Linked DNA regions of Homo sapiens: region 1 is linked to region 2. A link is an interaction called in ENCODE POLR2A ChIA-PET data of the cell type or tissue named here. Cell type or tissue: PC-9. All regions are shown on one strand. Links, peaks and the distances in the headings refer to the core of each region. The heading gives the core; the rest is flanking DNA.

The links. ChIA-PET counts read pairs that join two places held together with the same protein. Peaks named below come from ENCODE experiments on the same cell type or tissue, not always from the same donor. Only the 100,000 strongest peaks of a DNase experiment are listed, where the experiment ranks them.
Region 1: POLR2A ChIA-PET joins it to region 2 with 6 read pairs; 2 of 35 experiments call an interaction of 5 or more read pairs at or near these places.

The regions. Positions count from the first base shown.
Region 1 is chr3:194,770,143-194,787,024 of GRCh38, forward strand. LINC01968 (long intergenic non-protein coding RNA 1968) reads left to right here. Exons shown (of 4, transcript NR_037891.1): 4 at 9,320-12,026. It overlaps LOC105374292 (a long non-coding RNA gene), which reads left to right. Exons shown (of 6, transcript XR_001741084.2): 3 at 2,014-2,129. Among named protein-coding and RNA genes, the nearest start is that of LINC01972, 9.9 kb to the left of the region's middle. RefSeq lists an enhancer at 12,491-13,690. In PC-9, for the core only: no CTCF peak of the experiment used is centred there; a DNase peak (open chromatin) is centred at 9,899.
Region 2 is chr3:195,031,784-195,045,257 of GRCh38, forward strand. No RefSeq gene overlaps it. Among named protein-coding and RNA genes, the nearest start is that of XXYLT1-AS1, 56 kb to the right of the region's middle. RefSeq lists an enhancer at 1-609. In PC-9, for the core only: no CTCF peak of the experiment used is centred there; a DNase peak (open chromatin) is centred at 9,218; H3K27ac peaks cover 558 bases.

The DNA of each region.
Region 1 (16,882 bases), core at 7,421-11,420, 260 kb before region 2:
ACTCTGTTGCCCAGGCTGGAGTGAAGTGGTGCAATCTTGGCTCACTGCAACCTCTGCCTCCCGGGTTCACACCATTCTCCTGCCTCAGCCTCCCGAGTAGCTGGGACTACAGGCGCGTGCTACCATGCCCAGCTAATTTTTTGTATTATTAGTAGAGACAGGGTTTCATCATGTTGGCCAGGATGGTCTCGATCTCCTGACCTTGTGACCTCCTGACCTCGTGATCTGCCTGCCTCGGCCTCCCAAAGTGCTGGGATTACAGGCATGAGCCACCGCGCCTGGCCGCGCCAACACCATTCTGCCCAGTTGTCAATTAAGACTTTCACTCTTAAGCAGAGTGAAGGGTAAAACCTAAAGGATTTTTCTCACAGTTGTACTCTGATTGTTTGTGGAAACCAAAGGAAAGAGTCATTGGTTCTGATGAAAGGTTAGAAAAGCTTTTGGGAGGAGATGGCATTGAACCCTGATGAGTGGGTCATTTGGGTAAACTAAAAAGTGGTGGTGGGGAAAGGAGGAGGGACGTAAAGGGGGAGCAGACCCCTTGGCCCACTGCCCGTGTCCCCTTGGCTTTTCACTGGTGCAAGCTGAACTTGCATGCCGAAGAGTCCATGTCCCTCCCGCCCAGCAGAAACCCACACCTGTGACTGATGGGAGTGGTGGACAAATACCCACAACTTCCTCTCTCTACTCTTGGCTGAGGACAATTCTGAAGTGAGCCCTACACTGTCTCCCAGGTAGGATCAACTGTTAGTTGCTACAATGGGAACCTGCTGAAAAAAGTACCCTTTATTGACTTCTTTTTGTTCCCCACTATCCTGCTGGTTTTTTCTGTCCCAAATATACTTGCACTTGAATCCTTGTCTAAGGGTCTGAGAATCCAACCTAAGATAAAAGATGTTTCAGTAGCTGGAACAAAACATGTAAATGGAATGGGTTGGGTGTATTTGAAAGGCATGAATGCTCCAAGGGGGCTAGTGGCTTGGAAGTTTAGAAGGAGATGAGACTAGAATGATAGGAGTCATGATGTGAAGTATCTGAATCCTGAACAAAATAATCTAACTTTTTTGTAGACAATGGGAAACCATGGGGCTGATGAGGGTGGTGAAAACTTTCTCCAAGGTCTGCAAGCATCCGCTTCTCTGGCTCAGGCTCATGGGGCTATTTGCTTCTCTTTCAGCCCCTCCATTCTGAATCACTTACTTGTTAGGGATTCTGCAGGATGCACCTATGGTCCACCAAGTTGGTGTCTGCTTTTGAGGAGAACACTGAATTTCTTCTGGAGCTTCTTGAGCTTCTTTGTGGAAAGAGCTAGGGTTTTTGGAAAAGGCCAGACTTTTGGAACAGTATAGGCTATTTTGGCATTAATTGGATTCTTCCTCATAGGCAGAAGAAGGTGAGTGGCTGGAACTAGTCATTCTAGTTCTTACAATCTCAGGAGGAATGTTTGATGCAAAGGAGTCAGACAGCTGTAAGAAGAGCTCAGCTCACTGAGTTTGGCATTCCTGGGGGCAAATAGGAAAAGACTTCCAGCCAGTGTTAGGGAGTCAGATGGCAGTTGCTGGTGACATTAGAGCTGTTCACCAGGGCTTCGCAGGAGGGAAAGCTGTCCATCAAACAACACCCTATCTACTGAGGGCCTCCTGGGCTTTGGAGAATGCCCCTCAGCCCTGGTGATTATCTGAGACAGTGGGGGGTGTCCAGGAAGTTTGCAATAAGGAGGCGCAAGAGGCTGTTCTTGTTCATCCAAAAGAAGTGGAAAGGAGACAGGGAAGTATGTCTGCTTTGTGGGGAAGGCCCTGGTGCTGGCTAACAGTAAGCAATGTGGTCTTGTAATGCTAGTGGGCAAAAAGCAAAGGGATGTCAGCAATCCAGCCTGTGTTTGTTGAATGCATTTGAGTCAGGTCCTAGGCTGGGCATTGAGCGAGGGAGTCAGGAGAAGGAGCAAGATAAGCCCAAGGAATTCATGGTCAGGGGTCATCAAGAAGGTATACGCACATCTAACTGTAATTCCAGATGCAGTCTGACCTGAGCCATGAAGAAGTGCAGAGTCCCCAAGAGGCCAGAGAGCTCACGTCTGGTTAGAGTCGGGGTGTTTGATGGGAAGATGAAAGGAGGAGCTGGCATCTGAGGTGAGCCTTGTGGGATGTGCAGGGTTTGGATATATGGAGAAGGGCGTCGGGAGATGGGGAGTTTTATTCCCAGGGACATTATTGGGAGGGACTGAAGAATCACTCTGGGTCCAGCTCCTGGGAAGGGGTTCTTGGCTCACTGCCTGCCCTAAGGCCACCTTTCCCCTGTGTAAGTTCCCCCTCTAGTCTTTTAGTCCTGGCACTTGGGTCCAGGAGCAGGAGTCCTGGCTCATCTTAGCATTTAGGGAGGCCACATCCCCTCTCTGGGGCACTGTTCCACCACTTAGAACACAAGGAAGTTGGGCTGGTCAAAGAGTATCTGTGTTAGGGAAGGGCTGTCTAGTTACATCCTCCACCTACCCTCGGTGAGAGGCACCGCTGGGCTTAGCCTGGTTTCTGACAGGAGCAGGGATGTCCCATCCCTCAAGGGTGTTCAGGTGTGTGTGGTAGGAAATTCACTGGAATGGCATTCTCTCACATTTTAGAATTCTTTCAGAGTAACACTTACCCCATACATCTACTTCCCCCTCCCACACTTACCACCCCCAATGAAAACACAAAGCCAGTTTGCCCGCGATACATGATGTGCTGTGCCCAGCCGACTCCGAGGGAATGAGCCTGCTGCCAAGCTCCGTGCAGGCTTGCCTTGCGGGGAGAGCTGCCGGCTCATTAAATGCCTTCATCTGTGAGCCCATGAGTGCACACTCTGCGTGCCAAGGTGCAACGTGAGTCTAATGAAAGAATTATTAATGTGCACACCTCAAATGCAAATAGAATAAGGCCCCCACAAAAACACTCTCAGAAGTTAACCGGAATGCTTATGCACTGCCAGTAGAGGGGTGGCTCACCCTTTTTCTTGCCAGCCCATTCTGAATCTGGGCATTTCTCCTGGGAAGTTCTTCCTCAGATGGAGTGGAGGTCAGTCTTCCCGTGACTCTGACTTCAGGGGCCAGGTTACCTTGTGGCAAGCCCAAAGCCCTGCTCTTTCTCGTCTCCCAAATCCTGCTCTTTCATGCTCTTCTCTGACACTTCCTGTTAGTCACTTCTTGGAGTTCCTGGCTGGGTCGTCTCTGAAGGGCGTTCCTTGGCTCTGTCGCATCGTCTGCTCTGCAGTCTTTGGCTTGCCAGTACTGACCTCCTTAGGTCAATAGGACATTTAGTGTGTGCTGGGCAGTAGGGCAGAGGAGGGATAAAGGATGAGTCACACAAGCCCTATGGGGGCTCACAGTCCAAGGAAGGAGAGAACATCCACCTGCAGATAAGTGCACAATGCTAGGTGCCTGAAAAGAGGCACAGAGGGGGCTCTAGAAATTGCAGGTGGGAATTCAGAGTCCTGTCCAGCTCAGTGGTGTTGGGAGAGAGGGAAGGGGATGGGAATGGGATGTTAGAAAAGATGTCTGGGAGAAGGTGGCTTTGAATTGGATCAAGTAGGATATACAGGATTTGGTCAGGCAAAGATGTGGAATAATCTAGAGAACAGTGAGCGGGAAGATGAAAAAGGCAGGCAGATACATGAGACTGTGAAGAGGTCAGTTTGGCAGATGCAAAGTACACAGGGTGTGGTTGGGGTTAGAGAGAGTTGACGCTGGGGAGACAGGTGGTTCCCATTATGAACAGACTTGAGTGTCATTTTATGGACTTTAGATTTGGGAGATGCCTATTGTCTGTCTCACTAGATCTAGTCTCCACTCCACAGTGGTAGACTGTTTGCAAACCCATCCTTAGTTATTCCCCTCCTGGACCCATGCCCCCTTGTGCTGTAACTTTGACTGCTCTCCCACTCTGATTCTGAGCTCTGACATGTAACTTGCTTGGTCAATGGGATGTCAGCAGTTGTCTCTGCATAAGCAGAGACTTGAAAAATGATTGCGCACTGGTGTTTGTCCTCTCTTGCTGCTCCTGGAATCCTGCTGCCACATGAATGAGCATGCTGAAGGCTAAGAGGCTATGTGGATGGAGAAGCACTGAAGCTCCCCGTCTGGCACTCAGCCGACCATAGATGCCTGAGTGAGTGCTAGCAGAGGTCAGTGGGGCCTGGCCCAGAGCAGAGGAACTGCCCAGCTGAGCTCAGCCCAAATTGCCAAGCTGCAGAATTGTGAGCTAAAAAATGGTTGTTGTTTTAACATTCTAAATGTTGGGGTCGTTTATTATGCAGCAAAAACCAACTGCCATAGGTATAATCCCAGATTCAAAGGATCCAGGTTTAGAGGTCCTGGGATATGGTGGAACATATTTTGCATGTGGGAGGAATGTGAGCAACTGTGGCTGCAGCACAGACTATAGGTTGAAAACTAGCCACTAGCCGCATATTATTCCCCTCCTCTCAAGTGATAGAATCTATTTTTCTTTTTCTTTTTTTTTTCTTTCCTTTTTTTTTTTTTATTTGAGATGGAGTCATGCTCTATTGCCCAGGCTGGAGTGCAGTGGTGTGATCTCAGCTCACTACAACCTCTGCCTCCTGGGTTCAAGTGATTCTCCTGCCTTAGCCTCCTGAATAGCTGGGATCACAGGCATCTGCCACCATGCCCAGCTACTTTTTGTATTTGTAGTAGAGATGGGGTTTCACCATGTTGGCCAGGCTGGTCTTGAACTCCTGACCTCAGGTGATTGCCCCATCTCAGCCTCCCAAAGTGCTGGGATTACAAGCATGAGCCACCATGTCCAGCCAGAATCTGTGTTTCTAACCCTTGATTTGGTGATGACCATGTGACTTATTTCATCCAAGTGGACAGAAGCAAGTGTGATGTAGGCAGAAGTATGAAAAGTGGTTGTACTTTGGGGCTTGCCTGCTTGCTATTCTTGAAACTGTTTGGCTGCTTTGTAAACAAGTCCAGACTAGCACTCTGGAGAGTGAGAGATCCATGTCAAGAGAGGCCCCTATCTTTCTAACCATCTCCAATAAAGCCATTCTAAAGTGACTGGTCCTAGATAACTCGCCAATCAACTGCAGACACATGAGTGAGCCCAGCTGGGATAGCCAAGATCAGCCTACAGCAGACGAGAAGAACTGTCCAGTTGAGCCCAGCTTTAATTGCTGAATTGCTAGACTGAAAAACCAAGGGCTAAATCAATGGTTATTGTCTTAAGGCACTACATTTTGGAGTGGTTTGTAAAAGAACCCATGCTTCCTGCTCTGTAGCCAGGAGGCTGTCCTGTACAGGTTGCATCAGTGGGTTCCCATGCTCTTTGCCTTTGGCCAGCAAGAAGATATTGAGACCGAGGCATTTGTTTCCCTGATTCTTATCCTGCTGGACTGTGGTTTGGCCACAGCCTCTGTCAATGGCTCTGTCCACAGCTCACTTTCAGGGTGCTAGCAATCACTCCTTTCCACGTCTATTCAGGTCCCTGGTGCTGCCAGCTCTGGGGTTCTTCAACATTCCTCAACACTCCCACACCTTTGTCTCTGCTCCGTTACCCCATTTGCATGGCCACCTGTGTCCCGAAAAGACCCTCACTGACTACTTTGTTCTGTGCACAATGAGCAGCTGAAGATTGTCCAGTAAATAGAAACATCCGGTTTAGGAAGAGTGAAACAGAGCTCCTGCTCTAACGGGTCCTGCTGTGGGCACCCCACAAATGCTGCCTTGGCTTGGGCATTTGGAAAGTCATGCTGGAGAATGAGGCTGCCAAGGAGCAACTTTTCCCAGCTGGCTCTCAGGAGCCATCTGGATCTTTGCTTTCTGCAGGGAGTAGTCATCACCCCCTTTCCTGCCAATTCCCCTAAGTTAAAGAATAAAAAATGAGCCCTTCCAGTGCCCCTGGCACCCTTCCTCTCCTTGACAGGATTTTTCTTGAGCACTTTTAGTCAAGCATTAGGCAGCGCATTAAGCAAATCAGGAAGTCAGTTTGGCTCCAGGACATTTGTTCAAAGGACCACAGCCTTGACCCATCTTTTCCACACAATCACCCATGCAGTTAGGACCCTCCAGTGACAGAACTCCCACCAGTGTCTGCCTCTGTGCAAGGCCTCATATGGTTAATAATAGTAATAATTAATGGTGGTGGTGGTGATGATGATGATGATGATAAATGGCAAGGCAAACTGAGAATCTGCCTCTTCCACCACCATGGCTATTACCTTTGACGGAGATGAATTTGGACCTCTGTGTCAAGTTCATACGGGAAGTTTGTAATGGAAGTCAGAGCTGGAATGAGGAAGCGTTAGTAGGGGTGATATATGTTTCTCATCTAGAAGGGTAGCACTTGGAAGGACATGTATCTCCTCAGTGGTGAGAAGTGTTTGATTCTAGCTACTTCAGGGCAGAATCAACCACACACAGCCCAGCTTGGAAGCCCTTTCCACCATTTTTCTCCACTGGCCCAGACACAGGATTAGCTGACCCCTCCCTTTGAGGGAGCCGCAGGTACTCAGAGTTGCTCTTCCTCTCTTGGTGGAGCAGTTAGAGCCACTTGGGGATGGAAGGCACTGACACTGCACATGTGAGGCTGTCCAATGGACAAGACACACTGTGGGACTTGGGAGACTGAGACTTGATTTTTTCCTGAAGAGATAAAGGACAGAATCCAGGTAGGGAAGAAGGGGATTTGGTAACATTTGAAGGGATGTTGAGAGGTTCATGTCTGCATTCACCTTTTGGGCAGGACAATTCTTTATTATGTGGTACCACCTTGTACATTCTAGGGTGGATTGTGTTCCTGATCTCAGTCCACTAAAGGCCAGTAGAGTCTCCCAGTCATTGTGACCATTAGAAATGGCTTATTCCTCTTCCAAGCACTCCTAGGATGGGCTGGAAGGACAATACCGTGCCTGGTTGAGAAACACTGGAGGGAGAGGGCTGCGGGAAGGGAGAAAGAAAGCAGAGAGCTAGGGAAGAAGGGAGATACGTGTGGGAAAGTTGGATCGCTAGTTTCCAAAGGCCTGGGGTACCCTCTCCTGAGAACTCTCACTCCCTTCTTTGACTCTGTGTGGCACATGACAGTGACAATGACCCCTGAGTACAGAAATACTTAAACCTTCAGTGGAGACTAGAGAAGATGAGGCAGTGAAGCAGGCGAGGCAGCATTTGGAACAGATAAGGGAAGTCTCCCTGATCAGTGATGGCCAGTGGCCTCCATTACCATGGGTTCCTGGGTGCCGAGGATCATCTATCTGAAGGCAAAGTCCTGAGTAGATTGAAGATAAGGTTCATCTCCTCAGTTTCCCCTAGCTCAGAAGACACAGTCTGAGGGGCAGAGGAAAGGAAGGACCTGGCCCCTGGGTTACAAGTTAAATTAACTCAGACTGATTCCTGCTGGTCCTGCCAGAAATGTTCTTCCGCCAGGTCTTGCATGGCTGGCTCCTTCTCTTAATTCAGGTCTTTGCTAAACTAGATCTCTCCTCCTTACTCCTCAAACCTCTATCCTTTATCCTAGTTTCTTTTCTTTTCTTTTCTTTTCTTTTCTTTTCTTTTCTTTTCTTTTGAGATGGAGTTTTGCTCTGTTGCCCAGGCTGGAGTGCAGTGGCATGATCTGGGCTCACTGCAACCTCTGCCTCCCGGGTTAAAGCGATTCTCCCACTTCAGCCTCCTGAGTAACTGGGACCATAGGCATCCACCACGCCTGGCTAATTTTTGTGTTTTTAGTAGAGAGGAAGTTTCACTGCCCATTTAGGTCCCCAGTGCTGCCAGCTCTGGGGTTCTTCAACATTCCTCAACCCTCCCACACCTTTGTCTCTGCTCCATTACCCCATTTGCATGGCCACCTGTGTCCTGAAAAGACCTTCACCGACTACTTTGTTCTGTGCACAATGAGCAGCTGAAGACTGTTTAGTAAACAGAAACATCCGGTTTAGGAAGAGTGAAACAGAGCTCCTGCTCTAAGGGGTCCTTCTGTGGGTGCCCACAAATGCTGCCTTGGCTTGGGCACTTGGAAAGTCACGCTTTCCAGTGATCAGCCTCCCAAATTGTTGGGGTTACAGGCATGAGCCACCACGCCCAGCCTCTAGTTTATTTTTTTCAAAGTACTTGTTAGTATCTTATGTTAGATTTTAAAAATTCATTTATTTACCTTTTATATAATTCTGCCCATCAGGGCAGTGGCTTGGTCTGTCACATTCACTTCTGGCATGTAATATGTGCTCAACGAATGAATAAGTGAATGGATTACTCAGTATGTGCCAGGTGCTGTGCTAAGTAATTTGCGTCCATTGTCTCATGAAAGTCTCAAGGATTCTTTAAGGTAAGTATTATATCATCTCCATGTTTTGCAGAAACCAAGACTTAGTGAGTTTAAGTAACCCCCCCAAGGTCATATAGCTATTCATTAAGTGGTGCAATAGGATTTGATTGACTCAAGTGCCCACAGTCTTGTAGGAAAACAAATACAAAGATATAAATCATTGTACTATAGGGAAGCAAATTCTAAATGTCCCAAGAGAAGAGCTGGATGCAGGACTATGGCAATTTAGGAGGGGACAAGTATTTTCAGTTGAAAGTGGGAATGAATTGGAGGAGGAGGTTAAATTTGAGCTGAGCCCTGGAGGATAGTATGATGGCTAATTTCCTGTGTCAGTTGGCTAGGTTATGGTGTCTAGTTATTTGGTCAAAATTAAATCAGCAGACTTTGAGTAAAGATAATCCTCCATAATGTGGATGAGCCTCATTCAATCAGTTGAGGGCCTTAAGGGAAATGTCTGATATTCCCTGACAAAAAAGGAACTTTGCCTCTAGAGTACCTTTGGACTCAAACTGCAACACCAACTCTTTCCTAGGTCTTCAGCCTACTGTCCTTCCCTGTAGGTTTTGGACTAGCCAGTCCCCAAAATCACATGAGTCAGTTCTTCAAAATAAATCTCTCTCTCTCTCTCTTTCTCTGTATAGATATATATGCATACACACATCCTACTGGTTCTGTTGCTGTGGAGAACCCTGACTAACACAGATGGACATTTAGGTGTTTAGGTGTGTGGAATTGGGGCAGGGAAAAGAACTGTGAGCAGGAGCTGGAGAGGCGTGGACGGAGCTGTAGTGATCTGGAGGCTCTGGAGCAGAAGATCACCATAGGGAGGGAAGTGGTGGGGTGGAGACCGCCCTGGACAGGAAGCTGGGGCCAGCATGTGGAGGGCAGGGAACGCCAGAATAAGGGTTTTAGGAACTCTCATTGTCTTAGGAAGTAGAAGATCCTTGAGTGACAAGGGTAAGACAACAGGGTCCACTCCCCATCAAAGGCCTCCGATGCTTCTCTTTCAGCAGGAAATCAACATTCAAGGGGAGACCCAATGAAGAAGATAGTGCCAGAACTTAATGGAGGCAGCCCAAGAGGAACGTGTACCTGGGGAAGTCAAGAGCTATTTCTTGGACATTTGTGCCTCTATTCCAAACTCTTCTCTCAGAGTAGATGACAACTCAGGAAGGAGCCAGAGATCTTCCTCAGTTGACTTGTTCAGAAATATGATTTGGGATTCAGTCTGGCCCGAAGCCATGCTTCCAGCCTCATCTCCACTGTGCACTTTCCATGGCGTTCTGTCTTGGTCCACTTGGCTTGTGTAGCTGCCTGGCCTGGGTTGTCCTCCCCACCCTTGTCTGCTTGGTGGCACTTGGCCCTGTTCTAATTGCTTCTGCTCGGGCAGCTTCTCTCCTCCCTCCTCTGTGCTCTGAGCACACTGGACAGATTCCTGTTAGAGCTGTCACTGTCTTCCTGCTGTCTGCCCACTGACCTTGGAGCTCCAGGAGGACAGGAGCCTTATCTTACCCCATGACATGGCCTATGCCCAGCCTGGTGCCAACGTGGTCTGGAGGTATCTGTAGGCTGAATGAAATTCTTCCCTCTGGGATGCCCTTTAAAGTTGTTTTCTTTCTGGAACCTGGGGCAGTGACTGGAATGGTTGGAATGTGGCCTTGGTTTGCCATTGGGTGTTTTGTTCCTCCGAGCATTGGCTGGACTCTCTGGTGATTTCTGGTCTTGAAGGACTTCCTGTTTTAAATGTCTGTGGGGTTGTGGTTCCCGAGCTGCTGCACTGTCTCCCATAACCTTTCTCTCTATCCTGGCCTGGTCTCTCTTCCACACCAGAACTTTCCTCTAGATCAATGGTCCAGGACCATCAGAACCAGTGAACCACACTCCTGACCATTCTCCAAATAGTCATTTGGCCAAATACGAGGTACGTGGCAGCTCTTTCTTTTCTGGACCCCACTTCACCTCTGAGCAGCTTCCTTCTCCCAGGAGCTGAAGCTCCCCCACGATGTCTCAATGCCAGGCAGATGCGCTTGACCTTCTGCCTCTTGGGGCCCTCACCAAGCTAAGGGATTTTAAATCATTCAACTAATGTATTACAGTGGGAAAGACACCCCACTAAGGGGCTCCACTAAATATCCTTTCCAGTTGATAAGATCATTTTTTTTTAATCCAGCTACAAACTCTTGAGTTTTAAACCCCATGAGTTATTTACCATACGCTTGTATCCCCTACAGTGATTTTTAAAGTGCCATGGCTGTTTCTCCACTGGCTGTGGAGTGAGCTGATGTTACTGCAGGTTGAGGTTGAGCCACTTTGCTTCACCGACAGTTCCAGGAGTCCTTTTGGGCACTGACTGTGGGTCCAGTCCTGAGCTGAGTGCACAGAGGACGGGGGAGGTTGAGGGAGTCAACACAACTCCGAGGTGTCCTTGTTCTCCAGGGGCTCTAGGTTCTGACCTGCACCCAGCCACAAGCTGACTTGAGTCAAAAAGTCACAAAGTGTGACTTGGGGTTTCCTATCCCAGGATCTTGGCCAGAGCTTCATTTGGAAGCCCCAGAGACCTGGACCAGACTTGCAGGTAGACATTCACCAATGCGTGATTTGAGGGCTGCTCAAAGGGACCTCCCCACTTCCCACATGGAGCACTCTCGGGATTAGCCATCACCGGAAACTCCTTTCCCGCAGGACAGAGCCCAGACAACTCATTCTGTCTTCAAAAGCCACCACTGTCTGGCACCAACCCACTTTTCCAAACTCCACCTCCTGCGACTTCAGCCACATGGAACAAGCATGGACTGATGTTCTCTATACCTTTCCAACTCCAGCTCTTGGCTTCTGCTCTTTTCTCTGCCAATGAGGCTGTGCTGTCTATTACTGAGTAACAATATTACCATATACTTAGCACCTTTAAACAATACACACTTATTATCTCATAATTTCTGTGGGTCAAGAATTCAGGTGTGGCTTAGCTGGGTCCTCTGAAAGGCTGCAATGAAGATGTCAGCCAGGACTGTGGTCTCAATCCAAGCTTCAGCTAGAGAAGGATCTGCTTCCCAACTTCGCATATGTTGGTAAGATTCAGGCTCTTGCAAGTGATCGGACCAAGGCCCCCAGTTTGTTGTTGGCTGTTGGCTGGAGGCTGCCCTCAGTTTCTAGCTGGTTGTGGGCAGTTGCCTTGAGTTCCTTGCCACATGAGCCTCCTCAACATGAATGCTTGCTTCTTCAAAGCTGGTGAGAGAGAGGCTCTTCTAATAAGATGGACTGTACAAGCTCACATTATGTAATCACAGAAGCAACAGCTGTCACCTTTGTTATACTTTATTGCTTAGCATCAAGTCACAATTCCTGCTGATACTCAAAAGGTAGGGATTACATCAGGGCGTGGGCACCAAGAGGTGGGGATCATGGGGCCACTTTAGCCTCTGTCTCCACCCATCTCCTTCTCCCAACCTCCCTGTCCACTCTAGAAACAGCAACCTAGTAAAATTCATGAAAGCTTCCCTTAGTCACCTCAACCACAGGGCTTTGCTTACATCGTTCTTTAGTACTTCATTCATTTATTCAACAAAATACATATTGAGCATCTGCCGTATGCCTGGAGCTAGAGGTAGTATAGTATAATGGTTAAGGCTTCAAGTTCTGGAATCAGAGTCTCTTGTTCCAAATCCTGGGTCTCCACTTCATGCTGGGTCTCAATAAACTCATCTCTAAATAACACTAGGAGATTTGTAAGTTTGAAGGTTAATTTTATGTGTCAACTTTCCTGGGTCATGGGGTGCCCAGGTATGGGGTCATACATTATTGTGGGTATTTTTGTAACATTTAATGTTAATCTCATCCAAAATTAATAATAAGGTGAGTGGGCTTTATCCAGTAAGTTGAAGTCCTGTGTGGAACAAAAGTCTGACCCTCCCCCTAGTAAGAGAGAATTCTTCCTATTTGGTGGCCTTTATCAGAACTTCCTGGTTCTATGGCAGCTGTCATCCTTCTGACTTGAACCGGAACATCAGCTCTGCAGATTTTGGACTTGCCAGTCTCCATAACTGTATAAGTCAATTCCTTATACTAAATCTCTTTTTATATATCCCCTATTGGTTCTGTTTTTCTGGAGAACTTGACTCATACAGTTAGGCTAAATGAAATCACACATGTAGAAAACAGCATGGAGCTGGGCTCCTAGTAAGAAATCAATGAAGATTAAATTTTATTTTAGGGGCTGGAGAACCAGTAATGATTCAGTGGGCTGTTGTCCAGCCTTCATGGAGCCCATGCAGCCTTTCTCATGAGTGATTGCGTGTGTGCCGTACCTCCCCAGCAGGGCTCCAGGGACGTGTCTGAGAGCAGATCACACTGTTTGTCTTCTCTGTCACCTGCCTTGCCCCTAGCTTGGGTCTGGAACACTCAGGGCTTCAGTGACTGGGCGCAGGATGGATGCCCTCCAACCCAACACCCCTTGGCAGTATGCCATCGGCAACAGGGCAAATCTACTTGATGCCAGTCCTCACGCCCCCTCCGTGCAGCCAGCCACGCTGGTTTTCCAGCTTCCACATTTGTCATGTAGTGTGCTCAGATGCTCCGTTCTTCCTCTTCATTCTGTGGATGAGAAATTATGGCCAACCAAGAGTTCTGCCTTCCTCCTTCCGTGCTTGCTGCTTGATGAAAGTGGGTTGCTAGTGTGTCATGTGGATACATTTCTCAGTCTGAGAACACAGGGAGTGGTGCTGAGAGTGAGTGGGCAGAGGGTGAAGGGTGGTGCCTGGGAGGGGAGAGCTAGAGCCTCTGAAACCACATGGTGGACATTTGCCTTTGATTGTTTGCTTGCCCGGAATCTGACCTGTGCTCTCCTACGTTGTGAGAATCCTCACTGTGTGCGTCTTACTGGGAGGCAGGGCTCTGTCATACACAGTGAAAGCCAGAGGCCCAGACTGCCCTTTCTCTAAGTGCTGGCATCCAGGGCCTGGGCACTAAGGCAGATTTGGTTTTAGGCTGCTGGCTTGGGTTAGTTTAGGATAACTCTGGTTATTTCGGGTTATTGCAGAAGTCCTAGACAGATTGGAGAGATCAGCCCATCAAGTATATGCTGATCTGGGGTTCATAGAGAATCCAAAACAGTATACTCTCTGCAGTCAACATTTTCTCAGCTCAGACTTTGCTTCCCAACATCCTTTTATTTCTTTTTTGTAGGGAAGCTGAGGGAGAGGGTAAAACTGCAATTAGCTGCCTGCCCTTACTGTCTGGGCCTGTACCCAGCTCATCGGGACTGTGTTCGCAGTGTTCACATGGTAAACGTGTCACCAGGGGCAAACTGCAGCCTCAAAGGCAGGGAGTGGGATAGGAAAACTGGGCTATAAATAAGTCAGAAAAGCAGCTTTTTGAAAAAGGAGTGGCTACTTACAAAACTTAGGATTCTCGAACTGGAAAGAACCTTGGAAATTTAGAAATGGAATCAGAGTTGGAATCTACCTCAGGAGTTTAGGCCAATTATGCGAATTCCTTTCTTTTTGGAGTGATTGGCTGAGGCGTGGGAATATGACTTCACCCTAGCCAATGAGATGGAAAGGGGAGCCTGGGAGGACATCTGGGAATGTTTCCTTCATTCATAAAAAAAAATACCAAATACTTGCTTTTTCCTATATCTGAGTGCGTTTGTATGAGGGAATGTCACCTGCAGCCGTGGGTGCCATCTTGGACCAGGAAGGGGAACCCAAGAAAATCCCAGATAAGCTAACCCGGAACTCACCCAATTTAAAGACTCACCTTCAAGCAGACTTCAAAATCCCGATACAATACATTCCTTGACTTTGTCTGACTCCTTCCTGGACACCCCTAAGACTCAGTGGAAGTAGCACTCTCCCTTGCTGAGGTAAGAATAAATACAGTTGTTTCTTATCAACAGGTTGCTTTGGTGATTTTTGGGGAGCCAGCATTAGACACCAGCAAACAATAGGAAAAATTAGTGGGATGTTGTCCAGGCTTCATGGAGCTCATGCAGCCTTTCTCATGAGTGATTACGTGTGTGCTTTACCTCCCCAGAGGGACTCCCTCGTCTCCCTCATTTACTCTGGCTTGTAGGGGAAGATCATGCTCCAGCCCTTTGAGTTGCCATGTGTCTTCCTTCCACAGTTTCCAAGGGGCCTCCGGGGGCCTGTCTCCTTTCACACTCTCTTGTCTTCTTGCAACTTGGACTTTTCTCCCTGGAGCTGGAGAAAGGAGAAGCCATAGAATTGCCTGACCTGCCCACCCCCCACCCTTCCCACCCTTCCCCACCCTCGTTCATGTGATACCGTTTCTTTTACTCAAATGCTTTTTTTCTCTCTCCCAATACACAGATGATGGAATATAGGAATACCGGTAGACACATAGGCAGAGATTGCTTTTTCATCCCAGGAGGCTCAGCATTTTCCCACTCAGTTATTGAGCTTTTACAAGCCGCTGTTCAGGATGGTCAGACTCAGTTTTTTAGCACACCAGTAATTGCTTCTTTCTTTTTTCTTGGGGAAATTTTAGGCCACACTTTCTGTAGCAGCCCATGCTCCAATTGGACTAGCTGTGGAACAATTAGTTTCATAAATGAATGTGTCTGGAAAATGGATTCCAAAGTCCTCTGTCTGGTGTGTGACCTTGAGCTGTGTGATCTTGGACGAGTCCCTTTTTTTTTTTTTTTTTTTTGTGAGCCCAGGTTCCTCCTCTGTCAAAGAGAGAGTTGGGCTAGATGATCTCCGAGGGCTCTATGGCTCCTTGAGATCCTGCAGTTCATTGATTCTATGCCTCAAGGGGAAAGCATTTAGAGGGAAATGATTTGTTTTTAATTATAGAAACAAAACACGCTTCTTATTGTAAAAATTAGAACAAGTCAAAAGTATGCAAAACCTAACACATTGGTGTTCCTTCTTTGCTCCATAAATTCCCCTAGAGAGAGTCTTTTGGGGGCAGTATTTGCCAAGAGCACTCAGTGCCTGCTTTTTGATGATGTTGACACCAATGACTTCCAATTCACTGAGATAACTAAGGGCTGTTTTGAGAAGCAACTGTTTGTGTTCTTATCGTTTCCCTTTCCTTTGGAGGAAAATTGCAGAAGTTTTTTTGTGTTGTTTAAGGGTTGCAAAGCTCTGCTGCCTGTGACCACGCCTATGTCTTTGTCAGAAAATAGGACACATAATCCTGGCCTTAGCCCAAGACTCAGATTTGTGAGGTGCGTGTCTTCAGGAGGGCCTGTGACCAGGGTGCTGACTGTCCCACAGAGCCATGGGCTGGACACGCAGGTCCAGAGATTAGGTCCTAGCACAACAATATTGATCTCAGCACTTTAGTCTTCCTATAAACATGAACATTACCTTGTTATGTGTGTCTAAAGTTTTAATCAATTGCAGTTGGACTCTGTAGCAGAGAACTGAGAAAATACCAAGTGTTGGAGAACAACAATGAAAAGCACTTTTATTACCTGCCATTCTGGGGAAGCAGCCCATTAGGGAGACATAGATCAAGGGCATTGGCTACCAAAGTTCTCAGCCACATGCTTAATCCCTTAGATTACAGCTCATAGCTGCCTCAATGAGGGTCAGACCCGAGGAAGGAAGATAAATAGAATCCAGTGTGGCCCCAGGAAATTTGGGCAGGGCCATGCAGATGTGGGTGTGAGGTGAGGCTCAGTGTTGAGGAAGGGGTCGGGCGGGGAGAGTTGTATTCAAGGAAGGGGGATGTATTAAACTGTTTCTCCTCACCAGAGAGCAGAGGGAAGGAAGAGAGTAGAAGGCTGATGGGGCATTCTAAGGGTTAGATAGGGAAACTGATGGAGTGACAGTTGGCTGAACCTGGCCCATGGTGGAGAGCAGGCCAAGCCACACAGCCAGCCCCTGCCTCGATCCTTGAAGGCCCTGGAGAAGCTCACTGGGGTTAAAGAAGCAGGGGGCAAGGCCAGGCGCCATGGCTCACGCCTGTAATCCTAACACTTTGGGAGGCCGACGTGGGCGGATCACAAGGTCAAGAGATCGAGACCAGCCTGGCCAACATGGTGAAACCCCATCTCTACTAAAAATACAAAAATTAGCTAGACATGGTAGCGCATGACTGTAGTCCCAGCTACTCAGGAGGCTGAGGCAGGAGAATCGCTTGAACCCGGGAGACGGAGGTTGCAGTGAACCGAGATGGCACCATTGCACTCCAGCCTGGCAACAGAGCAAAACTCCATCTCAAAAAAAAAAAAAAAAAAAAGAAGCAGGGGGCAAAAAGTACAAGATGTTAAAAGACTGTGCCATAATACTACTAACTCATTCATTCAGTTACTCAGTCATTCATTTGTCTACCCAACAAATGTTTATTAAGCCCTTTCTATATGCCAGATGCTGTGCTAGGCCCTGGGGATATAATGGTAATAAGACAGCTGTGTCTCCTGCTCTTATGAAGGCTGCAGTCTAGTGGAGGAGATTGCGGTTGAATTAATTCCAAGGTGAAAGGCCAGGCAGAGGGGCGGCAGTAGAGAGGGTGGGGGCCTGGGGGCCTGGGCAGGGTCAGAGAGTGACCAGTACTGCAAGCAAGAGGGCAGAGGGAGTAGGTGCTTGTGAGGTGTAAACAGTATGAGG
Region 2 (13,474 bases), core at 7,186-11,185:
CTTTGTGTTCCTAAGCAAATAAATGGAACAGAGGCCACCAAAACTAGGCCCGCTGGAAAGGGCAGAGCAGATGCCCTTACACCCATAGCCCCTGGGGGTCATGCCTGTGAGTTCTTGCATATCAGCTTGTGACAGCGTTGTGACCTGCCCCTTTGTCACCTTGCCACCACATCACCCCCCAGGGGTCTGGGCATTTCCTCGAAGCTGCTTCCAGGACAGGATCAGGAACGTGTTACTTGGGTGGGGGGCTGGGAGGGAGGCAAGGAGCTCTGGTTCTGCCCATGTCCTCCAGCCTCGAGTGTGCAACTGCTCTTCTGGGAACTTGGGTCTCCTCATCTGAAACACAGGGAATTAGAGAAGATGATTTTGTAACGCTCGAAGGCTCTGTAATCCCCAAAAACATGCTCTAAAGGGATCTCCAGTCCAGCATATCAACCCAAACAAAAGACAACGCTGTGGTTACTTGTTCAAATGCCTCTTTCTTCTTGTAAACAGTGCACTCCCAATGACAGAGGCCCTCTGCTACTCATCATCTAGGTAGCTGACAGGTGGCTGCCTGCGGTACCTGATGTTTGGACAGACAAACAAATGACCAGGTGACACCCAAGTGCGATTCTCTCTGATCGCCATCCTGTAGCCTGTCTCCTTAGCTGGGCTCCAAGCTCTTTGGGGAGCGAGGAACAGATCTGTTCTACATAGAATCTCCAATCAGAGCTGACGGTGGCTCAGGAAGCACCAGGGTGCCCAGGCTAGTTGTTGAAATATTGAAGTACTTCTGTGCAGTTGCTGAGCCTGAGAGAGCCTCTCTCCCCTCCCCCGCCACCAAGCCCAACATCTATCCGAAGGTTTCCTCTCCACCATCCAGCCACTGAAGGGTGGTGACTGATGTAGCAGGGCTGTAGGCCTCTGCTCCAGGACTGTATATGCCTGGTGCCATTCTGATTGGCCAGCGCCCTTGCCATACTGTCGTTAAATGTTGAGTGGTAGACCAGCCCAATGCAGGTGATGGGGAGGGAGAGCAGATGACTGGTAGGTGCCACCTGTCACCTGAGAATAGATATATGTAGGCCCTGCTTTCCCAATGGACTGAGAATGTTCCCAGCAAAGAAGTGGGCAGTGTGTGCTGCCTGACCCCAAGAAGACACATGCCCAGATCCCTAGCTGGACAGAACGAGGACCTCCAAGCACACCTGCAGGCAAAGGAATGGGCTGAGTCTCAGCCCCCCGGACTTACGAGCCAGGCGGCCCCACCTGTCTAAACTTGCGTTTCCTCTTCTGTACACAGGAGACAGTTAAACCTACCTTCCAGTTTGCGTGAGGACTTGTGTCTAACACGGGCTCTGATCTGTACCCACAGGTAGGGCTTTCCCTCCTGACAAAATCTTATTTTGATAAATCAGGACTTTAAAAATGACCAAGTGGTTAAGCAAGTGCATTCCGTCTGTGCAGATGCATCAAGCTGTTCGCTTACCTACACAATTCTGTATGTAGAGCAGACGATGATCCAATGCCAAAACATCAAATATATATTCTTAGGCATCAAAAGTATTATCAATAAAAGTTAAGGTGCTAAAAAAGAATGGCTGAGCAAAATCTAGAATTTGAGTCCTAGAGAAAGTTCCTGAGACAGGTCTCTTTCAATCCTGAGTTTCCTGACAGCAGGGGCTGGGAGCATATCAAAACAGTCCTTGCTAGAATTTTCCTCCTAAAGCTAAGTGTTTAACCGGTGCATTTTAGCAACAGCAGAGCTGGAAAAATATATCTGGGTAGAAGTAGCAGACAGACAGCGGTCAGCGAGCCAGGAGGTCGCAGGCCACAGGCCTTGGGCAGTCACACCTGCAGAGTAAACACTGAGTCAGACTGGGTTAATTATGCAGAGATTGATTCTGGCTTGAAAGAGGAAGGGAGAGCCGCCTCACTGCATACTCGGAGGTGGGCCTTGGCTAGGTGGATCTAACAATTGATTATTTTATTTCAGATCCAGGGAGTGTTGTGATATTGACCTTCAAGGTTCAGAGAAGAGTGTTTAGGACACACAGTGAAATAGACAGCTGCAGTCCAAGCCACAGTGGAATTTCTAGTGTCCTCTGCCCTTCTGGGGCAGGCTAGGGCGGGGTGGAGCAGGGAGACGGCTTCAGGCCTTTCTAATTTAAAAGGACAAGGACCAGGGGCTGGATGCCTTTCCGTTTCACACCCGCGGCTTCCCACTTCAGGAGTGTTCCTGTGCTTCCCACCTTGGCCTGTCTTCAGACGGGCACCTGGACGTGGGGCTTGGAGATCCAACTAGTCCCCAAGTTCACCCAAGACAGTTTGTTCCCAGGAGCTCATTTAACACTAGGCTGTTTGCAAGTCAAAGTGCGTCCCGTGCAAACAACATCCCAAGAGCACTGAGCGTGGCCAGCTGACCCACGAAGTCTATGACCCATCCCTGTACCTTGAAGTCCTGAAAGCTCTGGACCTACCACCATGTTGCCACGAGCACACACTCTAGATCTGAACTGCTCATTCGGTGGACGCTGGGAAGTGGGGACCCTGTGTCCACCAGTGTTCCTTCAGCACACAGCCACTGAGTGCCTGCTCGGGGCCAGGTCCTTATTTAGGGAAACCAGAGAGATGCCTCGTATACCTCAAAGGTCTCAGTTTAGGGCAGAATTCAGGACAGGTTCCAAATACCTACACCTGAGACCAAAAATGGTCCTATTAGGAGAGGTAGATAATGCCTGGAGAGGGGATTTCAAGGTGGGGAGGCCACATCCAAGTGGGGTGGAAGCAGGGAACTGAAGAGAAACTTGGGAGGATGGGCTGGACTTTGAAAGGCAGGGAGGGGAGGGCGTCCCAGGCCGAGGATAGGTGTGAGCAATTTCCCTTTCCCCAGGCTTTGGAAGGGGAACCGGGGAGGAAGGGCAGGCATGAGCCACGGCAAGGTAGGAACACCTAAGGGAGGCAGCAGGCGAAGCCCCCCAGCTCCTGCCCAGGCCCCTCCACTGTGCGTGGAGGGATGCAGGCGTGGCTCCGGCCCCTCTGCTCTGCATGGAGGGATGCAGGCCTGGCTCCGTGGGAAAGGTGAACTGAGGCACAGAGTCTCCTTCCCCAGCGCTGAGGACTGGGGAGTGGGTCTCCAGCAGCTCCTCACACTGCCTCCTGGCCGGGGCCTCAGAGAAGCCAGCCCAAATCCTGGCCCGGATCAGAAAAATCCCAGGTGATTAGATCCAGAGGGGATGGAGTCCCAACCTCTCCAGGCCACTCTGGAGGCCGAGGCTCTGAAGAGAAAGTGCCTGCCAAACGCTGCCCTTGGCCTAAGGAGCTTCCTGCAGCCAGGGCCTCACCTGCAAAGGGCTATGAAATCACCTGTTTTGCTTCATGATGATGAAGATTAAGTTTAAATCATATACGTCTGTGGGGGTGAAGAACAGCACCTTGAATCCCTTGCAGGTGGAGAGCGTGGAGGCGCAAAGGTTCTACTGGCTCTTCCCAGGCGCCCCCACACAAACTGGACTCCAATCCAGGAGGAAGCACGGAGGCGGCCTAACCTGGGCCCTCCTCCATCCACGGAGCTGAGGGCCCAGAGAGGGAGGGCAACTCGCCCTCCACCACACCCCGCACAGCAGCTCCCTCCTTCCCCAGGGCCCAGCCCTGACACCTCCTGTCCCTGCCGGAGCCCTGCACCTGAGGACCCAGAGCCACGCGGGACCTTCTTTCACAGCCAGGAGGCGTCGGGGAGCTTCCCAGGCTGACTCTGCTTCCCGTGCTTTCCCCACCGCCCCCGCCAGAAACTGGGGCCCAAATGGCAGCATCCCCACCCCACGGCGCCCCAGCGCTGCAAAGCGCAGCCCTTCCGTAAACGGCCTGGGGAAATGAAGTTGGTGGACTCTGCCTGTCCTCGTCCGGTGTCACCTCCTGCCGGCCTCCTCATTCTGCCAGGGCTTCTGGCTCCTCACCCGGGCACAGAGGCCCCTTCAGCAGCAGGGATGGGGGCATTCGGAGAAGGACTGGGGCCGGCTGATCCTGGCCTGACAGAGGCCTCCTCACCCACTGGCACCAGCCCTGCCCTGAAGACGTGGTCGTAGCATCGATGCAATCGGGGGGGAGCGTGGTGGGTGGGGCACAGCCTGAAGGAGGAGGTCGAGCAAACACGTGGCCTCAGCTGGGACGCAGCACTGTCTGCAGAGCCCCTCGAATCCAGCTCCACATCTGGTTCTCGGGGGCGCAGGGCTGCCCGTGCAGGATTATCGACCCTGTTTTCAGGGAACAGGAAACTGAGGCCAAGCGAGGGGTCCTGAGCCGCCCAAGGTCAGAGAGGTGGTGAGGGGGAGAGATGCAACAGGGGGGTCCCCAGAGTAAGGGCGGGCAGGGCGGATGCCTGTGCTGAGATGTGGCGCCGAGGCCTTACGAGCACCCACTGAAGGTCTGTTCAGTCACCCCAAGAATGTCTGGAGCCCGAGTATCATCTGGCAGCCACCCTGGAGAAGGAACCAAGAACGCGGGGGGAGTCGGAAAGGGGGGCCCACCGAGGGGAGAAAGGGGTCGGCGCCGCTGTTCGGGCTGGTTGCTTTCTGGGCTCCTGAGCCCGGTGCTGTCCCACCCTCCGGGAAAGTCTAAAGCAAGAGGTGCCACCGCCCTCCGTGTCCTGCAGGCTGAGGAGCAGTGACGCTATTCAGCAAGATGAGAAACACGGGCAGGAGGTAAGAACTGAGATCTCCTTCCTGTCGGCATCTGACGGGAGGAGGCATGTGAATCCCAGGAGAAAACAAAACCTAGAAAGCGGCTGAGCCAGGAGACCCCTGGGCGGTGGGCTTAGCAAGGGGCAGGGGTTACCCACAGTCCTCCCTAGCACCTCGTCCCCATCCTCTGCCTTCACACCTGGGACTCTCTTCCATGCTGGGGGAAACCTTCAGATGAATTGATTCTCGCTGAGGTTGTGCAGACCCCAGTGCACAGCCCCCAACCACAACCCCTTCCCTCCTGGCAGAGCTCGCTCTGGAGCAGCTGGAGGTCCAGCTTGATGTTTTCCCAGGACAGTCAGAAATCAGACCCAGCCAGCCCACCCCCCTGCAGGTCCACTCTTTGAATACCAGATGGCGGGGGCAGGGGAAGTCTCCTTAAAGCAAAAAGGAATAAAATTTGGAGACACAGTTTGCGGGGAACCAGAGGCCCACTCGGCTGTGGCAGCCACTGCTTGTTAGTCCTGATCTTTGTTCCCCGCTCTTCCATAGGATATTAAGCCGAGCACATAGATACTCAGAATAAAGACTGCATTTCCCAGCATCTCTTGCAGCAGATATGGCCACATGTCTAGGATCTAGTCAACAGGTAAATGCAACATTAGGGACTTTTCTTACAGGAAGTGGTCATACCCTTTCCTTCCTTCCTGGTGGCTGGAATACAGGCGTAATGGCTGGAACTGAAACAGCCATTTTTGATCATGAAGTAATCTTGGGAATTAAGCCAAGTTTAGAGAAGAAACAAGACAGAAGCATACTGTGTGTCCCTGACCCCACGGAGCTGCCACACTGGCCTAGCCCACCGACATTTTGAAAGTTTTATGGAAAAAAAATAGCTTTATAGTTTAAGTTGTTTGTTATTTGGGACAAAGTCAATATGAAATAACACACCTTTTTTTTGTTGTTTGAAGTAAACTTTTGTTAGTTTTTTAAATAATTTTTATTTGTATTTCAATAGTTTGGGGGGGTAAAGGTGGTTTTGGGTTACATGGGTAAGTTCTTTAGTGGTGATTTCTGAGATTCTGGTGCACCCATCACCCAAGCAGTGTACACTGTACCCAATATATAGTCTTTTATCCCTCATCCCCTCTCAACCTTCCCCTACCCCAGCCCCAGAGTCGATTTTATCATTCTTATGCCTTTGCATCCTCACTGCTTAGCTCCCGCTTATAAGTGAGAACATATGATGTTTGGTTTTCCTGAATCACTTCACTTAGAATAATGGTCTTCAACTCCATCCAGGCTGCTGTGAATGCCATTATTTCATTCCTTTTTATGGCTGTGTAGTATTCCATGGTGTATAAATACCTTATCCACTCATTGGTTGATGGGCACTTAGGTTGGTTCCATATCTTTGCAGTTGTGAATTGTGCTGCTCCAAATGTGTGTGCATGTGTCTTTTTCATATAATGACTTCTTTTCCTCTGGATAGATACCCAGTAGTGGGATTGCTGGATTTAATGATCGTTCTACTTTTAGTTCTTTAAGTAATCTCCATCTGTTTTCCATAGTGGTTGTACTAGTTTACTTTCCCACCAGCTGTGTGAAAGTGCTCCCTTTTCACCGCATCCATGCCAACATCTGTTGTTTTTTGATTTTTAATTATGGCCATTCTTGCAGGAGTAAGGTGATATCTCAAAGTGGTTGAAATTTGCATTTCCCTGATGATGATTAGTGATGTTGAGCATTTTTTCATATGATGGAGGCTGTTTGTATATCTTCTTTTGAGAATCGTCTATTCATGTCCTTTGTCCCCTTTTGCATGGGATTGTTTGTTTGTTTTTTTCTCGCCGATTTGTTTGAGTTCCTTGTAGATCCTGGATATTACCTTTGTCGGATGCATAGTTTGCAAGCATTTTCTCCTCCTCTGGGGTTGTCTGTTTACTGTGCTGATTATTTATCTTGCTGTGCAGAAGCTTTTTAGTTTAATTAGATCCCATTTATTTATTTACTTTTGTTGTTGTTGCATTTGCTTTTGGGTTCTTAATCATGAATTATTCGCCTAAGCCAATGTCTAGAAGAGTTTATCCAAGGTTATTAGAGGTTTTTAGAATTTTTATGGTTTCAGGCTTAGATTTAAGTCTTTAATCCATCTTGAGTTGATTTTTATATAAAGTGAGAGATGAGGATCCAGTTTCATTTTTCTACATGTGGCTTGCCAGTTTTCAAAGATCAGAGCAGAACACACCATTTTTAAAGGAACAAATCCAATCTCCTCCAAGAAACATGCCCAGAGCTCTCCAGGTCAACACAACCTTTCCCACACCTCCACGGCCATCAGAGCATTGGTCACTGGGTGCAGCAAAGCACAGTTGGAGTGCTTCTGCTTGCAGAGTTCTTTCACATGCAGTATTTTATTCATTTTCAGAACAGTCCAAAGTAGGTATTATTGTCAGCATATAATAAAGGTAGGGGCTGGGCATGGTGGCTCACGCCCATAATCCCAGCACTTTGGGAGGTCAAGGCAAGAGGATGGCTTGAGCCCAGGAGTTTGAGACCAGCCTGGGCAACACAGTGAGACTTCATCTCTACAAAAAAAATAAACAGAATTAGCCAGGTGTGGTGGCATGTATCTGTAGTCCCAGCTACACAGGAGGCTGAGATGGGAGGATTGCTTGAGCCCAGGAGGTTGGGGCTGCAGTGAACCAATTGTGCCACTGCCTGGGAGACAGAGCGAGACCCTGTCCCCCCAAATTATAATATAATAAAAAGCTAGGTACACATTGCCAAGTAACGACATGGTAGCGCGAGTGGTGACTGGTTTTCTGGTCTGGAACACTCTTCAGCTTGAATCTAAACGATGAATGCCCGGTTCCATCTCCCTTCCTGCCCTGTGAGCTGGGCGGGCTCATCTTAGGCTCAATGGGGCCTGATTCAGCTTTGATTCCTCAGGGCTGCGGGCCCCACCCACAGCAGGTGCTATGTAAATTTGTGCTGAATTGATTTGCTGTAACTGCAGCAAGGATTGATTTCTTCTAAGCTGCATTTCTTGGTTTGATATTCTCTTAAAAAGAGAAAAACTGCAAGGAAAGAAAAAAGCTGTCCTTTCAGCTGAACCCTTGGCCTGCAGGTAGCCAGGGCTTGGCAGTGTAGGAGGGATTGATCTGGAGGCCTCAGAGACTGAGCAGTGTGGGAGGGAGTGCTCTGGAGGCCTCAGAGACTGCAACAAACTGCTGAGAACCCAGAGCTGTGGCCACAGGAGGTTAAGTGTGGAAGGGACCCTGCAGCCAGGAAGAGCCTCTGAAGCTGGGGGCTCAGAGGTCCAGAGGATTCCACCAGCCCCACTCAGTGGTAGGGGAGACATGAAGAGCTTCAGGGAGGCCAAGAGAAGAGCTGGTTTCATAGCCAGGCTGTTTTGCAAATGTCACTTCATTGAATCTCACAGCATTTCTCTGGGGTTGGATGGCAGGCAACGCCATTTTTTTGATGGGGGATGGGGGATGGGGGATGGGGAACCGAAGAAGGAGAATTACAATGAATTCTTGCCTCCTAGCTATGAGAAAAAGCCACTGCCCCAGATGTACAATGCCCCGTGGGGAGACAGTGACCTGCCGAGTCTAACTCAGGAAAGAATTAGCTGTCCTCACCCCCACATTCACCCAGCGGCTCTGCACTGGTTTCAAAGGCCACCAAGTTCACGCCACACAACAGTTCTTCAAGGACCGAGGCAGACATTGCCCCTTTCGACGGAAGAGGAGCCTGAAACCCAGAGAGGGGAAGTGACTTGCCCAAGGTCACGCGGTGCCAAAGCTAGAGCCCGATGTCCCTCCTCCCACTGCCTGCAGCTCCTAGGTTGACAGTTGATCGTGTGCTTGCCAGTCTGCAAACCCCTCATGCTGCCTTTCACTGTGCCCAGAACGGGAGCCACAGTGGGGAGGAGAGGGTGGTGACAAGCTGAGCCCAAGCCAGCTATTGGAGAGTCCATGCCCCAGGAGTATCTCAGGATCACGGACTGCTAGAGCCAGAAGGACCTTGCAGAAAGTGAGGACACTGAGGCCTCAGAGGGGAGGGGACTTGCCCAAGGCCACACAGACAATGCCCTTTCTCATTGTTATGACAAAGAAACAACCAAACGGTGAGAAGGGGTGTTGTCTGCCCTTGCCCGTTTCCACACACAAGTGGAACCTGGAGTTCTGACCCCTCTTCCGCTCCTCCTGGTGACAGGGGCTCCCTCAGGAACCTGGCTTCTCTGGAGAGGCAGAGCTGTTCTTGGCTACCGAAGCACTCTCCCCTGCCCCCAGAAGTCCTTACTGTCTTTCAAGACCCCATTCAAATGCTACTTCTCTCAAGGATGACAACCCTCCCCCTGCATCCCCGCCCTGTCCCCTCCAACACCTGTGTCACCCGGCCTGCACCTCTCACGGCCCCCTCCCTGGAGTCACGTGTGGTCGCTGACTCATGACTTTGGTGCTTCCCAGGGCATAATCTCCAGGCACAGCCCATGCCCAGGCTCCCCAGGTTCCTGGGGGTATGAGAGACAGACATCAAAGGAGTTCCTGATGGAATGAGGTTAGCTGTGGCTGTGAGAAGCTGGGCTAGAGGACTCTGCAGGTGCCAAGTGCCTGTGGTCACGTGCTCTGGGCCTTGGGTGGCAGTTCCTGAGAGGGTGGCTTGTGAACAGCAGGTCTCGAAGGCTGGAGGAGTGGGCAGCTCCCGGCCAGGCCTTGGCCTAAGGGTTTTCCTGAGTTTAGGGCAAAGGTCCATGAAACAGCTGCTGGGCCAGCCTTCTGGTGACTGGAGCCACAGCCCTTTAAGAAACCTGTTAGTGGGGAACCCTTCAGGGGCTCCAAGTAAAGCCCCCCGCCCCCATTCTCTGGAGGAGAGGTGCCAAGCCAGGTCCCGTCATCCCCAGAAGGGCCTGAGAGGCTCCGGCTGGGGCGGCTGCCCTGGCATCTGCCCCAGGGGGCATGGGCTCAGCCCCAGCAGCCAGCACTCCATTCTGGTCACTGAGCCATGTAACATCCTCCCCAAACCCCACCGTCCCCTGGGTTCCCACCTGCCTACTGTTCTTGACAGATACATATGTATGTTATTTATTTATTTAATTATTTATTTTTGAGACGGAGTTTTGCTCTGTCGCCCAGGCTGGAGTGCAGTGGTACAATCTCGGCTCACTGCAACTTCTTCCTCTCAGGCTCAAGCGATTCCCCTGCCTCAGCCTCCCAAGTAGCTGGGATTACAGGCGCCCACCACCACACCCAGCTAATTTTTGTATTTTAGTAGAGACAGAGTTTCACCATGTTGGCCAGGCTGGTCTCGACTTCCTGACCTCAAGTGATCCGCCTGCCTTGGCCTCCCAAAGTGCTGGGATTACAGGCGTGAGCCACCGCGCCCGGCCTGTATGTTCTTTAAATAAAGAACAGAATAAACCCCAGCGTGAGTAATCTTCAAACTAATGAGAATCATTAAGTCAAGATGAGCATTTTCCCCTCATGTGCCTTAAGTCACTCTCCAGATGAGGGACAGCCAGCTGGCAGCTCAGCTAAAGGGACATGCAGGCTGGAGAGCAAACACCGTGGCCGGGACTGGCTCGGGCCCTGGCTTCTCAGCCCACCCTCTCAGTCGTTCTCTGCCCTCCCAATCCCGTCTAAGTGTCAGTTTTGAGGGATGTGGAAACGCGTGAAACACACCTCCATGCATATGAAAAAGAATGTTTATGACTCTTCTATTGACTTCAGCCCCTCCAAGACAGCCCTCGGGACTCCAGCAGCTGGGGGACTGGATTCCTTCCTCAAAGACAGCCCTTGGGACTTCAGCAGCTAGGGGACTGGATTCCTTCCTCAAAGACAGCCCTTGGGACTCCAGCAGCTAGGGGACTGGATTCCTTCCTCAAAGACAGCCCTCGGGACTCCAGCAGCTAGGGGACTGGATTCCTTCGATTGCCCTTCATCATGTTTCAGTGGGATTCTTGAAGCAGCCTCCTCACTCCACTGTCTCCCTACCCCCACCCTGCTGTCCTCAGAAGCCCCAGAAGCCCACGCTCCTGCAGCCAGAGGGACCATCCAAAGCTTCCATGAGATCTTCTCTCCTCTGCTTCAACCCCCGCCCCCCACCGTGGCTCCCCATCTCCTCAGGCAGTGATGCTCAGCACCCCCATGATGAAACAGCATCACCTGTGAGCTTTAAAAAGACACCCATGCTCAAGCTCCACCCAGACCCCAAAATCAGAATGCAGCGGGGGGCGGGGGGTTGGGGTACAGGGAGGCAGGCATGAACAACTTTTTAAAGCTGCCAGGTAATTCAAATATGCAGCTCAGTTTCAGAGCCATGGGTTTAAAGAGTAAGGGTGGGGAGGGGAATCTCCTTAGAGTGGAATGCTGGTGAGGAAGTAAGTCCGGGCGGAGCCAGGATTTGTAAATCATCACTCAGAGATCACTAATACTGATGCAGGCAGCTCAACAGATGCGAAAACCACTGAGTGAGAAGTTCCTGGGGAGCAGGATCTTCATACAGTCTCAGAGGAAAACCCCACAGATTAATGACAATTTACGAAGGGGAAAGGGCACCTGTACGTTAGGGAACCAAGTTCTAAAACCCAGCATCACCAGCCGTGGGGCTACGCCATGCTCCTCCCACCTGATGCAAGGGCAGGAGACGCCCCCATCCAGGTAGAATTTTTGCCTGTGACGTTCATTCTGAGTCAATGTTCTTCCTCAATCTGAAGAGTGCAGACTGTGGGCCATTCAAAAAAGAGCGGCCCAGGAGGTGGCATTTGAGGGAGGGGCTTCTTCATGGAGCTGCACGTCCTGGGGACTCGGAGGCATCTTGGGGAGGGTACTGGACCTCACAGCGTGTGGGTCAGGAGACACAGGTCAGTTTATTTAAATCTCAGAAGACAGCTCTCTGCTGACCTCAAGGTTACAACTGTTATTATTATCCCAGAGATGCCTTGTCTATCTGAAAAAGGGCCCATCTAGGGTGAGTGAGTGTTAAGGTTGTCCGCTTACAGGTCTGAGCCGGCCTGCCCATCTCTTTGAAATGAGCACAGCCTTAGGACAGGCACGGACTCTGGGCTGGGCTGCCAGACCGGCTCCTCGCCCCTCTCCGTTCCTGTCCCCACAGCCTGACCAGCCAAGTCCACAGGCACCACAGAGCTGTAAATCATGTCCTCCAACCTGCTCGTTGTCCCTGCTGCTGGCTCAGCCAAGGAAGAGGAAATGGGACCTAAATGCTTCCCAAAATCATCCGTATTCCCATCCCCATCCCTCTTCCCCCCAGATTCTGGTGCCCAGGATTTAGCAGAAAAAAATGTGCTGCCCTCCCATGCAAGTCCGCCAGCATTGGCGCCCCCCTCCCCGGCCTTTGTGCCTTAGCTCTCCTTCCTATGTGTACCGCTTCCTCTGCGTGGAAACACCATATGAATGCAATCGATATTTTTCTTACATGGGCAAGGATATCTAGGGATTCCCTGGAATGTCCAAGGACAGATGTGCAGAGACGGGAATGATGATCTAACAGAGCCCCTGTGGAGACCTGCGTAAGTGGCTCTCTCCCCAACCCAGGGAGCCTGCCCTCCCTCTCTGCTTGCATGAGGGAGAGACTGGGTCCCAGGAGATGCAGGGGTGAGGACTCCCCTCTGGAGAGCAGCAGCCTGCTCTGGCAGGGAGAGCACTGGATTGGGAGTCAGGAGCCTTGGGCTCCAGGTTGGGCTTGGCCACTGGCTCACAGAAGGACCCTGAGTGAGTCCCTTCTCTGCTCTGTTTTCTGTGCTGGCAAGGGAAGAAGGTGGAGCGGCAGGGTCATCCCTAGGTCCCCTCTGGCTGTCAATCCATGGCTCTGTGATGCTGAGCCAATCCCTTCTGGCCCCCTTGCCTCGTCCTCCCTGTGAACTCAGGGAATGCCTCAAGCAGGAAGGCACCTATCCACCCACATCAAACCAGGCCACCTTGCTCTCCCTGGAGGGCTAGGTCCCCCATGGGAGAAGCACTGACAGTTCCCGCAGATCTTTACTTTCTGGGTGGGTCAGGTGACAGGGAGGAAAGGGACCTGGAATGACATGGAAGCCCCTCTGAAGTCCCTCCTCACCCAGCTACTCCCCGACGCCTCTCAAGGGGCAGGGCAGTGGCACCCAGTCCCTGCTCCCCTCGAACAGGACTGCTTAGGCCCAGCCAGGCCTCCCCCTGGTGTCCTGCCTTCAGCCCACCCTGTCCGCTCGGCTGCTAGATCTTGTGTTACACAGGGCAGCTGCCCCCTCTTTCCTAAGCAAGGCATCTGCCTCAGTTTCCCCTACCCTTTCCGCAGTGAGCAGGACAAGCCCTGCCTCTCCCAAGGCTCAGGGAAAGGAGCCAGGCTGGGGAGATGCATTCTTCCACACCTTGGCCCATTGCGCGTGCTCCAACCGACGAGGTGCCACCTCAGAGACAGTCCCACCCCTGCCCATCCAGCCAGGTTCTCCTCTCCCTCTCCCCTTCAACAGGGAGTTCTGCGGGTGCTTTTTCATCTTGCCTGCTGGGGCCAGAAGTCAGCAGGCCTGGGCTCTGGACTGTCCTGGCTTCCGGCTTGCTGTGTAACCTGGACAGATCCTTCTCCAGAGGGCCTTGACTTCCCCATCTGCGGAATCTGAGGGGATTAGACCTGAATGGTCCTTCTCAGGATGTGGTCCTGGGTCCAGCAGCATCAACATCCCCTGGGAACTTGTTACAGATGCAGATTCCCAGGCCACACTTGGACTCACTGAATCAGGAACACTGGGGGTTGGGGCCCAGTTGTCTTTTTTTTTTTTTTTTTTTTTTTTTTTGAGACAGGGTCTCGCT